Linked DNA regions of Homo sapiens: region 1 is linked to region 2. A link is an interaction called in ENCODE POLR2A ChIA-PET data of the cell type or tissue named here. Cell type or tissue: IMR-90. All regions are shown on one strand. Links, peaks and the distances in the headings refer to the core of each region. The heading gives the core; the rest is flanking DNA.

Region 1 (5,893 bases), core at 490-5,489, 520 kb before region 2:
CCCCCAACACCATCTCCCCCCCAGTCACTCAAGCCAAAAATCTAAGTGCCCCCTCTCCCTCCCTCAAAGTCCACCACCACCTCATCACCAAGACAGAGGGACCCTGCTTCCGGTACCTGTTCCAAACACAACTACTTGCCTCCATTTCTACTGCTACCTATTGGTGGCTTCTTTGCCATCACCATGTGACCGCCTCCTCACAGGATGCCCTGGGACTCTCCTTCTCCCCCTAACATCCACATGGCAGCCAATCTTTCAACACTATGTGTGTCAAGCCTCTCTCCCACCTCACCACGACGCTCCCAACACTCCTGCCATGCTGGCCCTCCTTTATGTATTTGAATGCTTGGAGCTGATTCCCGCCTTGGGCAGAGTACTGACTGCTCCATCTCTCTAGAAAGCTCTCTCAGTAAATGACTGATGGTTCCTTCTCACTTCCTCAAGAGGCATCCCAGACCCACCAGCCTGAAGTCATCACCCAGGCACCTCTATCACATCCTCCTACTTCAATTACCTAAAGAGTTCTTGCCGCTATCTGATATTATCTTGTTTATTTAATCGCTTTGTCTGTTTCCATGAGAGTATTCTTGTCTTTTCATCACTGCACTCCCAGTGCCTAGAACAATGCTTGCACACAGGGAACCCTTAATAAATATTGCTGATTACATCAGTATCTTCATCCCTTTGATAAATGATGATCAATGATGACCCAAGATACTGTGCTCTGTACTGAGAGGGATGAGGAAGGATATGATGGCCTCGGTATTAAACAGTCACTGCTTGAACACCATGTATGACAAGAATTAGGCTGGTTAAACCCAAATGTCCAACAATGATAGACTGGATTAAGAAAATGTGGCACACATACACCATGGAATACTATGCAGCCATAAAAAATGATGAGTTCATGTCCTTTGTAGGGACATGGATGAAACTGGAAATCATCATTCTCAGTAAACTATCGCAAGGACAAAAAACCAAACACCACATGTTCTCACTCATAGGTGTGAACTGAACAATGAGAACACATGGACACAGGAAGGGGAACATCACACTCTGGGGACTGTTGTGGGGTGGGGGGAGCGGGGAGGGATAGCATTAGGAGATATACCTAATGCTAAATGAGGAGTTAATGGGTGCAGCACACCAGCATGGCACATGTATACATATGTAACTAACCTGCACATTGTGCACATGTACCCTAAAACTTAAAGTATAATAATGATAAAAAAAAAAAAAAAAAAGAATTAGGCTGGTTAGATTAGTGTCCTCTGAAGGATTCTCTTCAAAGGGAATCATTTTATCCACACATGTTCCTGCCAGCTCTGCCCTCTTTTGGAACACCATCAGTCTTGCCTCAAATTATAAAATGAGGTTGGGCGCAGTGGCTCACGCACATAATCCCAGCATTTTGGGAGGCTGAAGCAGGTGGATCACTTGAGGTCAGGAGTTCGAGACCAGTCTGGCCAACATGGTGAAATGCTGTCTCTACTAAAAATATAAAATTAGCTGGGTGTGGTGGTGGGCACCTGTAGTCCCAGCTACTCAGGAGGCTGAGGCAGGAGAATCGCTTGAATCCGGGAGGCAGAGGTTGCAGTGAGCTGAGACTGCGTCACTGCACTCCAACCTGGGCGACAGAGAGAGACTCTGTTGCAAAAAAAAAAAAAAGGTATATATAAAATGAGTAGAAGTGATGATGTGATGATGGTGATAATGACGATGGTGATGATGATGGTGACGACAATGAAAACAGTGATGGTGATGGTGACAATGGTGGTGTTGATAGTTACCATTTACAGTGTCCCTACTGGATCCCAGCTACTCTAGTATAATACTGCTTATCCTCAAAACCACTCTGGCCAAGCAAGCATTAGAGTCCACACTGTAATAGGGGAAGTAATGGCAACACAAAGGGAGAAAGTAACTGGCCCGTCACAGCAAGTGGCAGGATGGTGGCCGAAGCCAGGTCTGACTCAATGCCTGCACTTCTTCCACGCGGTCACACTTTGAAAAGAATTGACCTCCAGTTCCTGCCAAATCTACCACCCATGGCAGCGGCAAAGACAAACTCTGAGTTGACATGTTGGTTTCACAGAAGAGATTCACATCCAGAACAGTCCATGATGTGACATATAAGATGGAAAATGTGCTATTAACAGAGTATAAGCCCAGGATTCACTTCATATCACAACCTTCAAGAAACCAAGTTTTAGGGAAAACAGTACTTCTCCCCCCATTTTTGTAAGCAGGGCTGGGAAAGAGGAAGGTTAAACTGTTCAGTACAGAACAGATGCTGGTCAAGTAAACATTATGAAAATGTTTGTGTCATCAATTGAGAACATTCATTTTCTCTTTTCCTCTGTACTCTGTAGCAAAAAATACACAGTTTCCAAACCACTAACCTTGTGAGTTCTTCTTGGAGTTGTGTGTGGTCAGGCGGAAAGAATTTCACCACAAACTTAACAACAACGTGCTTTGGCCCTAAAGAAGAAGAAAAAAAGAAGTAAAGCATTTACTGATTTGTGTTTCAAATGCCATTAAAGAAAAAGACTTTACAAATACAAATAATGCATCTCATTCCAAGCTGCCAAGTGCACATCTGCCATTTTCCAAGTCACTTAACAACTGGCCAAGTTCAGCTACTAATTCACACTTCCATATTGTGGGGAAAGAGAGATCCATTTTTAAAAAATACTGTGACAAAAGTACTACATAGAGCTATTAAATTTTTTCTCTGCAGACTTAAATTTTATCTAGGTTTTTTAAAATAAAGTCATTTGTCTTCAAAAATGTATCTAATTGGCTGGTTTTACCCAAATAATGAAAACATACATCAGTTATGCAATTCATTATATTTAACTATTTATAAGGTACAGTTGCTAATATGTTCATCAAATATGTTTTCAGCCTCTAGGTGCTCTTCTGAGCTCTGGGGAAAACATACACCAGATGTGGCCCTGGCTTTGTCTCAGCCAGCCAAGGCCTTTATCAGTATCTTATAAACCCTCTTACCAATGAGTTTAGACAAAATCAGGAAGTAGATAGGGAGTGAGGGGAGGGAGAGATTGAATAAGATGAACAACTTTTCAGAATTTAAAAAAAAAAAAAGAAAGAAAACAGGACAGACAGATTATAAAATAATAATCTGTGGCCAGGCGCGGTGGCTCACACCTGTCATGCCAGCAATTTGGGAGGCTGAGGTGGGCGGATCATCTGTGGCCAGGAGTTTGAAACCAGCCTGGCCAAGATGGCAAAACCCTGTCTGTACTAAAAATTAGTCAGGCGTGGTGGCGGGCGCCTATAATCCCAGCTACTCAGGAGGCTGAGGCATGAGACTCATTTGAACCCAGGAAGTGGAGATGGCAGTGAGCAGAGATCGTGCCACTGCACTCCAGCCTGGTGTGAGAGAGCAAGACTCCATCTCAATCATCATCATCATCATCATCATCATCATCATCATCATCTGTGATTTGCATTGGAGTTTTTTTGTTTTGATGTGTAAGCTACAATATAAGCCATCTTAAAAGGTCTGCCCTTTGGAATGATAGCAATACATTTATGTTCTATGAAATATAAGGTACTATAATGAAATCTAAATTTTAACTGTCCTATTACAAAAGCAGAAAAATGTCTGTTTTACTTTTCACTATCATATACAAATACTAATTATGTATTATAATTTCTGTGATCACATATTCAAGTTTAAAAAAAGCAAAAATGACATACAATAAAGATGTTGACAATATGTACAAAATTGGGAGAAAAAAACAAGGCATTAAAATTAACAAACTCTTACATGTCAATTCTGGAGCACAAAATAACAGCAGCAAAATGAGGAAGACGAGAAGGCTGCACCACTTATTCTCTGCGATTTTCACTGAGCGGCTACTCAGATCCTTAGAAAACTTGAAACTAGGAAGATGCTAGCACTCAATGCCAAGTGACAGCTTTGTCACACATGGCCTGTCACAGCATATGGAGGAGACAACTACAGTAATGCTCCAGCTCTGACCCAACCAGAGTCAACTCTGTCTTCAGGTCTGCGCCAAAGATATACCTTGCCACTGTTAGCAGTTCCCTTCATGCGGGGGACAAATGTCGATCTCCTAGACTCTATGCTACCTGGGCCCATGAGGCTGGGGGGCTTCTCTTCGCCCCCAACACTAGTCGTTGCCTGCCAGCCATGCTCAGGACACCCAGCAAATATTAAATGATGGCCATTTCATTGTCAGTATAATTATTATAAGTAACTGCTTAATTGAAATTGTAGATGATCAACATCAATTTCAATTGCACACGGGCCACACAGAAATTGTGCTGCGTGTTTATTACATCCACATCAATTGCTGTAAGTGGCCCAGTGGGGTTTCTTAATCAGACATACAAATGATCCCATAGGTACTGTAAGCTTCATGCTCAACTAAAAGGATACAGTATTCTCAGATTTTTGTCCAGACTCTGACTACATTGAAGGGCCATTTGGGATGACATTGGGACCAGAGCTTGATGCTGAATTTTAGCTCAAAGCATAGAGAGGGGAAGACACAAGAAGAGAGAGAAAAAGGAAGCATTCTTTTTCTTTGTTCCTCCCCTACACATTCCTTAATCTTTTCTTTCCAACACACAGTCTAAATGCATACATGCCAGCCTCCCTTCAGGGCTCTGCTTGCTACTCAGAAACACACACACACACACACACACACCACATACACACACACACTCACACTTTCGGCCACTCTTTTTCCCAAACAATACCTGCATTCTGATTTCACAGGCTTTGAAGAGGAAGGACCAAAAACCTAAAAACAATTTTATGAATAAATGGCTCCACCTCTTCCCTTCGAAAGTGACAGAAAGGAACAATGGCATAGACAAGACAAGCTCAATTATTCTGGGGTTTAAGATAATAGCAGGCTTCAGTTGTTAATCAAAATGATATTTTATTTTCCAAGCTCGGTTTTGATTACCAAACTGTTACACATTAAAACTGCAGAAGACACACATTTTAATAGTACACGGATTAGTCGATGATGAAAAGCAATTATGGGGTAGAAGAATTTGTGTTTCTAGTGCTTCATGCCACAGGGCAAGAGATGTCTAGACATGAAACTGTCTGGCTTCAGATTTCACATCACTATTAAACATATGGTATATACTCACTTCTAATCTGTTTCACAATGGGTTTTAGGAGATCCAGCCACACCTAGAAGGGAAAAAAGAACAGATTAAGACCTAAGTTCTCAATGAAAGAGTGCAAGTATTTTGAGATTTTGTTTAAAGCTGTTTAAAATCAAAATATTTTTGAGGATATGAGGCCGCCTGTTCCATTTTTCTCCAGAATGCCGTATCTTACGTTGTCTACCACTTTTATAAAACAGATCCTAATTTGCTGATATTATCCCTGAGCTTGAAAATTAAAATTGCTCCTAGACTCAGATACACATGGTTAACTAAGAAGTTTTCTATTCTCATTTATACATTTATCATATTTACCTATTTGGAAAATATTAATGAATGATTTCATTTGTGACTATCAGCCGAGTGAAATACGTACATTCCTTATTGAAACAGAATACATAGATGTGTGAGTGTCTAGAACAGCACATCTTTGAGGGATGCGGAAAGGGAATGAATATTTACAGAACACCACCTCTGCACCATGCACTACCTATAAGCTACTGACCTCTCCAGACAAGGCCAGAGGGATTCTTGTTACCCAGGAGTGACATCTGAGACTTGCAGAGGCTAATTTGCCCCAGGTCCCTCAGCTAGAGAGTGACACTGCTAGGACTGAAATCCAGTCTAACTTCAAAGTCCAGACTCTCTTTCACACATCTGCTTCTTGGCACACAGTCTGGATAGCGAACTTTTCAAGGAAGAGAGAAACCTGCTG
Region 2 (5,893 bases), core at 345-5,344:
GAAAATTTCTGGCTCCTGGCTTTGGCTAGGATGTGAGGTCACCTACTGTGGTTCTGTGGTATGAAACACAAAAGGAGAAGGAGGAACAGGTGTAGGCTGTGCTTGTGTATATGTGTGAGAGAGTGAGAGAGAGAATGGGGCTGGGACGTATGTTGAGCTTGGGTCTGAGAGCCATCTCGATGAGTTTTCGGGGGATAAATCAGTGGATTCTGTGTGCATTAAGTCTGGAAAACCTTAGGCCGGGCATTTCAGGCAGAGGATCACTGTTGAAGACTCTTCTGGGTGGGGACTGGTCCAGAGAGCTTTTTAAAATGGTGAGGAAATAGGTCTGGAACAGTCAGCTCAAAGTCATTCCTAAGTAATGGCAGGACTGGAGTGAGACCCCTTGACCTCACGCAGGAAGCCAAGTGCTCTTTCTGCTGCTGGGGAACCTTGTTATGTTTCATTTTGGAGGTCACTGAAGGTTTCAGGAAGGGAAAACTTCCTCTGAGTCTCACAGGGCTGCCTATCCATGGAAAACAGCATCTGTTGTTTTGGCCTGCCTGGCACTATTCCCCTTTCTTCTGGACCAGCTCGCAGATTTTTCCTTTGAGGAAACAACCCTTCTTCCCATCTCAATTCATGAGGTTCAGGAAAGATGAACCTCATGTGCTGAAGTTAGGGGTGGGCATTACTGTTGCTTGTTCCTGGACACAGTAATTAATTGAAAGATGGCCTTGCAAGTGTCCTGCCCAGGAACTGGAGACACTGTTTCTACTGGGGTTGCAAACTAGCCAAGGTAAGCCTGAAGGGTACCATATTGTGAATAATATGCAAATGAAGCCAGCCTAGAGAAGCTCAGTGGAGAGAGACACAGTGTGAGGTCCCAGGTCCTGCGTTCTGTTGGGAGCCACTGAATTTGTTGTGTCTGAAGCTGGTCATACTCCTGGACTTTATAATTGTTTCAAGAGCCAATCATTTCTCTATTTTGACTAAGCCAGTTTAACTGAGTGTCTGTTGGTTGTACCTGAGGGAGTACTGCCCAAAATGGAAAGTGTCTCAGTTTGATAACTTAGGTGATTAGCATTGCATTAACATGACCTCCAGGACTAATTTAGTTACTACGCGGTCCAGTTAACATTGCTGAGAGAAAGCTATGCTCCTTGAACATCTCTAATAAAAGCAGGATTTTTGAGGAAGCAAGGATGTCTAACTACAGATAGTTTTCACTGCTAGCAGTACAATGTAGTGATTTTCCCGCTGATAAGGGATCAGCAGTGCCATCTCTACATACAAAGAACTGAATGTCTTGGAAATAATATAGGTGGTACATTTAAAATAACAATACTGTATGTTTTCAAATGAAAATGATTTTGACACATTTGCCAACATCCTGAATTGCATTGAAATAATTTTGTAATTAAACTTCAGAGAATACTGAAAGCATGATCCAATAATAAAAAGCAAATGAATTATGGACCAAATACATTGTGTTAACTCGTAGTGAGCTTTTAAAGGGGAGTGGAGGTGGTATCAAAATCTTTTTTTTTTTTTTTTTTGAGATGGAGTCTTGCTCTATTTCCCGGGCTGGAGTGCAGTGGCATAATGTCAGCTCACTGCAGCCTCCACCTCCTGGGTTCAAGTGATTCTCCTGCCTCAGCCTCCCAAGTAGTTGGGACTACAGTCATGCGCCATCATGCCTGGCTAATTTTGTATTTTTAATAGAGACAGGGTTTTGCCATGTTGGCCGGGCTGGTCTTGAACGCCTGGCCTCAAGTGATCTGCCTGCCTCAGCCTCCCAAAGTGCTGGGATTAGAGGTGTGAGCCACTGCTCATTGGCAAAATTTTTTGAAAGGAAGGAACTTTAACACTGAAAAATAGTATGATAGTAACTTATTTCCTTGCAAAGTAATTGTAACAATAAATGAAAATCTTTCAACCTCTTTCAGTATGCACAGTTCCTAAATAAGTACTAATCTGATTTCAGAATTTCATTTTGTAACAATTTATGACAGAACCAATTTCAGTTATGCATTTTGATACAATATGGTGTAGGAAACATATTAAACTTATGACACAGAGGAGGTGTGAAATGTGTTCTATGAATAAATTTGAAATTTGTCTGCTTGATCTGAAGACAGATTGGGACATCTATCAGTAATACGAGGGAAGAAATTTCTCCCTGGCCTTATCAAATAATTTTTTTCATTTATCTTTTCAGGCTGTGAAGGCTGTCAATTCTGACAGACTTTTAAAGATCAATATTTCATATGGAGTTGGAATTGAGGTCCTGAAATAATTATATTCTCAAACTTTTGAGAATCATTAGGATTATGAGTGTGTTAAAATAGGACATAACTTAAACCTGTGTTTAAGGAGATTAAATTTACTTATAAAATAATCTCAAAGACCAAAGTATCACTGAATCAGACCTCTCGGATCTCACCTTAACAGCCCTTCTTATTTTCCAACTATAGATAAGTAATAGCTCCTCAAGGACTTTAATGACAGGTACACACAAAGTTTATGAGCTTAGAAGTTACATTTGCAGTAGTGTTAATGACAGTGTTGGAATAATAATATCCAGAACATCTTATAGCCTGACTTTGCTTTGAAGTGCCTTAAAAGACAACAGTTGTAGCTTTATATCATCAATCACACTTAGTTTAAGCTGACACAAAACACAGTGATCATTTTCCTTCTCCAAATAATCATACAATGAAGGCTAAACTCTACACAGTATCTGAGTTTTCAGGCATATTAACCATATTTCTTCAATGCTTGAGCAAGTTGGTTAGGTTTCTTGTCAATAATTGTTTATATTATTTTTTGCTACTGCATACAGTACAAAATATAATTTCATTTATTTACTTAATCAACATTCATTGGGCAGCCATTGAACAGGATACTGTCCGAGATCTTACAGAGCTCATAACTTAATGGAAAGACAGACAGGTAAACTTGCAATGACAGCCCCATTTCAAGAGTGCCGCGCTGAATGGGAGGCCATATTGAGAAATAGCTGATGTCCAAGTTCAAGGCTCAAAATTTCTCCGTGCCTCTGTGTTCCCATCTGTAACATGGGGATAATAGACCCCTCCAAAGAATTATGGTGCTGATGAGCTGTTGAATATGACCACCCACAATTTCTGAATTTATCTTTCAGGTTTAGTTCATAGAAACACCGAATCCATCAACCCATCCATCAATATCCGCCTCTGTCTTTCTACCAATTTCAAATTCTTGATGAAGGAATTGATTAGTTCAATTGAATTAGGTGACCTCTCTTGGTCTGGTGATCTGTGGCTGCCAGAAGCCTGCCCCTACTATATTGTGGATTAATGAGTGTCATTGTGAAATAGACAGAAAATCCAAGCCTTGTCTGTTATACCTACATGCAGATTTTGTTGCAGGTTTTTCATTGCAGGCTTTTGTTTCAGGTTTTGTTGATTAGTAAAATGCAAATCTGAAAGTTTTATTGGATTAATAATTTATTGGCTAGGCACCGTGGTTCATGCCTGTAATCCCAGCATTTTGGGAGGCTGAGGTGGGCAAATCACTTGAGGTCAGGAGTTCAAGACCAGCCTGGCCAACATGATGAAACCCCGTCTCTACTAAAAATACAAAAATTAGCTGAGCGTGGTGGCGAGCACCTGTAATGCCAGCTACTTGGGAGGCTGAGGCAGGAAACTCACTTGAACCCTGGAGGCTGCAGTGAGTTGAGATTGCCCTACAGCACTCCAGACTGGGCAACAAGAGCAAAACTCTGTCTACAAAACAAAACAAAAATTAGCCTGGTATGATGGCGCACACCTGTAGTCCCAGCCTGAGCAACAGAGTGAGACTCCGTCTCAGAAAAAAAAAATATTTCCACAGTTTATTTTCTCACAGATATTAGCAACATGGCTGTTATCCTATAGGGCTCCATGGACTTTTTTTTTTTTAAATATTAAAGGATGTTTCTTTATTTGAAAACTCTGGAAACCCCTGTTCTAAAGAAGAGACATTTATATAAATATTTCTAGTGCTTGAGGTTTACTAAAAAAATGAGAAAAGACAAGAGTTCTGGAGACTGGTTGCACAACATTATGAGTGTACTTAATGCTACTCAATTGTACACTTAAAATGGGTAAGATGGTAAATTTTATGTTATACATATTTTACTACAATTAAACTTTTTTAAAAATGAGAAAACACACCAGGCAGTCTCACTGAAACATTTTAACATTTGATGAAGTTTCTTATTTAACAGATAAATGCTTTTGTCCAAACAAAACAGGTTAATCAACCTAGATTTCCATATTAATTTTATATACAATTAATGTCTGAAGATTGAAAAAAATGGGGTATGTATACCCTGGTATACAATGTTAAACCCATGAAGAAGAAAACTACCTGAGACATTTAAAATGTAAAGTAGAAGAAATTCTTCATTGTCATTGTTAGACATCTCCATGCAGGGACATTTTTATCAGGTTGGTGCAAAAGTAATTGTGGGTTTTGCCATTAAAAGTAATGGCAATTTTCGGCTGGGCGCGGTGGCTCACGCCCGTAATCCCAGCACTTTGGGAGGCTGAAGTGGGTGGATCACGAGGTCAGGAGATCGAGACCATCCTGGCTAACACGGGGAAACCCTGTCTCCACTAAAAATACAAAAAAAAATAGCCAGGTGTGGTGGCAGATGCCTGTAGTCACAGCTAGTCAGGAGGCTGAGGCAGGAGAATGGCGTGAACCCGTGAGGCAGAGCTTGCAGTGAGCTGAGATCATGCCATTGCACTCCAGCCTGGGTGATAGAGTGAGTCTCCCTCTCAAAAAAAAAAAAAAAAAAAAAAGAAAAAAAATGTAATGGCAATTTTTAAATTTTGTCATTAATAGTAATGGTGAAAACCACAATTACTTTTGCACCAACGTCACAGAATGTTCATTCAACTTATAAACAGTGACAGAGATCTGCTACTTTTCAGGTACTGGACGAGGTGTGGGGCATAGGGGTAAACAAGATTTCGAGGGTCCCTGTCCCTGCTGAGCTTATACTATAGCAAAGAAGACATTAGACAAGAAATGACCAGTGAGTGTAATAAGTGTTTTGGTGCCTGTGGGAACACATAGGAGAGGCCCTTTATCTGGTCTGGGGTTTCCTGGAGGAAGTGATATGTCTGCCCAGGGGTAAAGAATAAGTAAGAGCTAGCCAGACAAAGAGGTGGAGAAAAGAGTGACAGGCAGGGGAACACCACATCCCACGATGCAGAGACGGGAGAGAAGATGGTGAGTCCAGTGAATGGAAGGACATCTGGAATGATGGGCGTGTAGAGTTTCACATTAGTCTGGATGTGTCCAGGGTTAAGATTTTCTGGGTGGTTGATGTGGAACAATAAGCAAGGGATTTGGGAGGTTTGCAAGAGATTGGTTGAAGGGAAGGCCATGTTATGGAAGTTAGATTGGAGAGGAAGAGAAGATCCCAGGAGCACAGGAGCTAAGAAGTGACCATTTACTAGCATTCATTGAGAAATGGGAAATTAAGGGTAGATCCTGAAGACATAAAGATGTACAATAGGTAGCAGTATAGCATATTAGCTAAAGGAACGAGATTGGAGAACCAACAGATCTCCTTCAAGCCCCCCCAACCCCGCTTTTTTTTTTTTTTTTTTTTTTTTTGAGAAGGAGTTTCACTCTTGTTGCCCGGGCTGGAGTGCAATGGTGTAATCTCGGCTTACTGCAGCCTAGGCCTCCCAGGTACAAGCGATTCTCCTGTCTCAGCCTCTCAAGTAGCTGGGATTACAGGCATGTGCCACCACACCTGGCTAATTTTTTTTGTATTTAGTAGAGACAGGGTTTCACCATGTTAGTCAGGCTGGCTGCAAACTCCTGACCTCAGGTGATCCACCCGCCTTGGCCTCCCAAAGTGCTGGGATTA

The links. ChIA-PET counts read pairs that join two places held together with the same protein. Peaks named below come from ENCODE experiments on the same cell type or tissue, not always from the same donor. Only the 100,000 strongest peaks of a DNase experiment are listed, where the experiment ranks them.
Region 1: POLR2A ChIA-PET joins it to region 2 with 5 read pairs; 2 of 35 experiments call an interaction of 5 or more read pairs at or near these places.

The regions. Positions count from the first base shown.
Region 1 is chr13:98,364,705-98,370,597 of GRCh38, reverse strand. It overlaps FARP1 (FERM, ARH/RhoGEF and pleckstrin domain protein 1), which reads right to left. Exons shown (of 27, transcript NM_005766.4): 4 at 5,161-5,203; 5 at 2,403-2,481. Among named protein-coding and RNA genes, the nearest start is that of FARP1-AS1, 68 kb to the left of the region's middle. In IMR-90, for the core only: no CTCF peak of the experiment used is centred there; a DNase peak (open chromatin) is centred at 2,417; H3K27ac peaks cover 1,219 bases.
Region 2 is chr13:97,843,603-97,849,495 of GRCh38, reverse strand. No RefSeq gene overlaps it. Among named protein-coding and RNA genes, the nearest start is that of IPO5, 110 kb to the left of the region's middle. In IMR-90, for the core only: no CTCF peak of the experiment used is centred there; no DNase peak of the experiment used is centred there; H3K27me3 peaks cover 574 bases.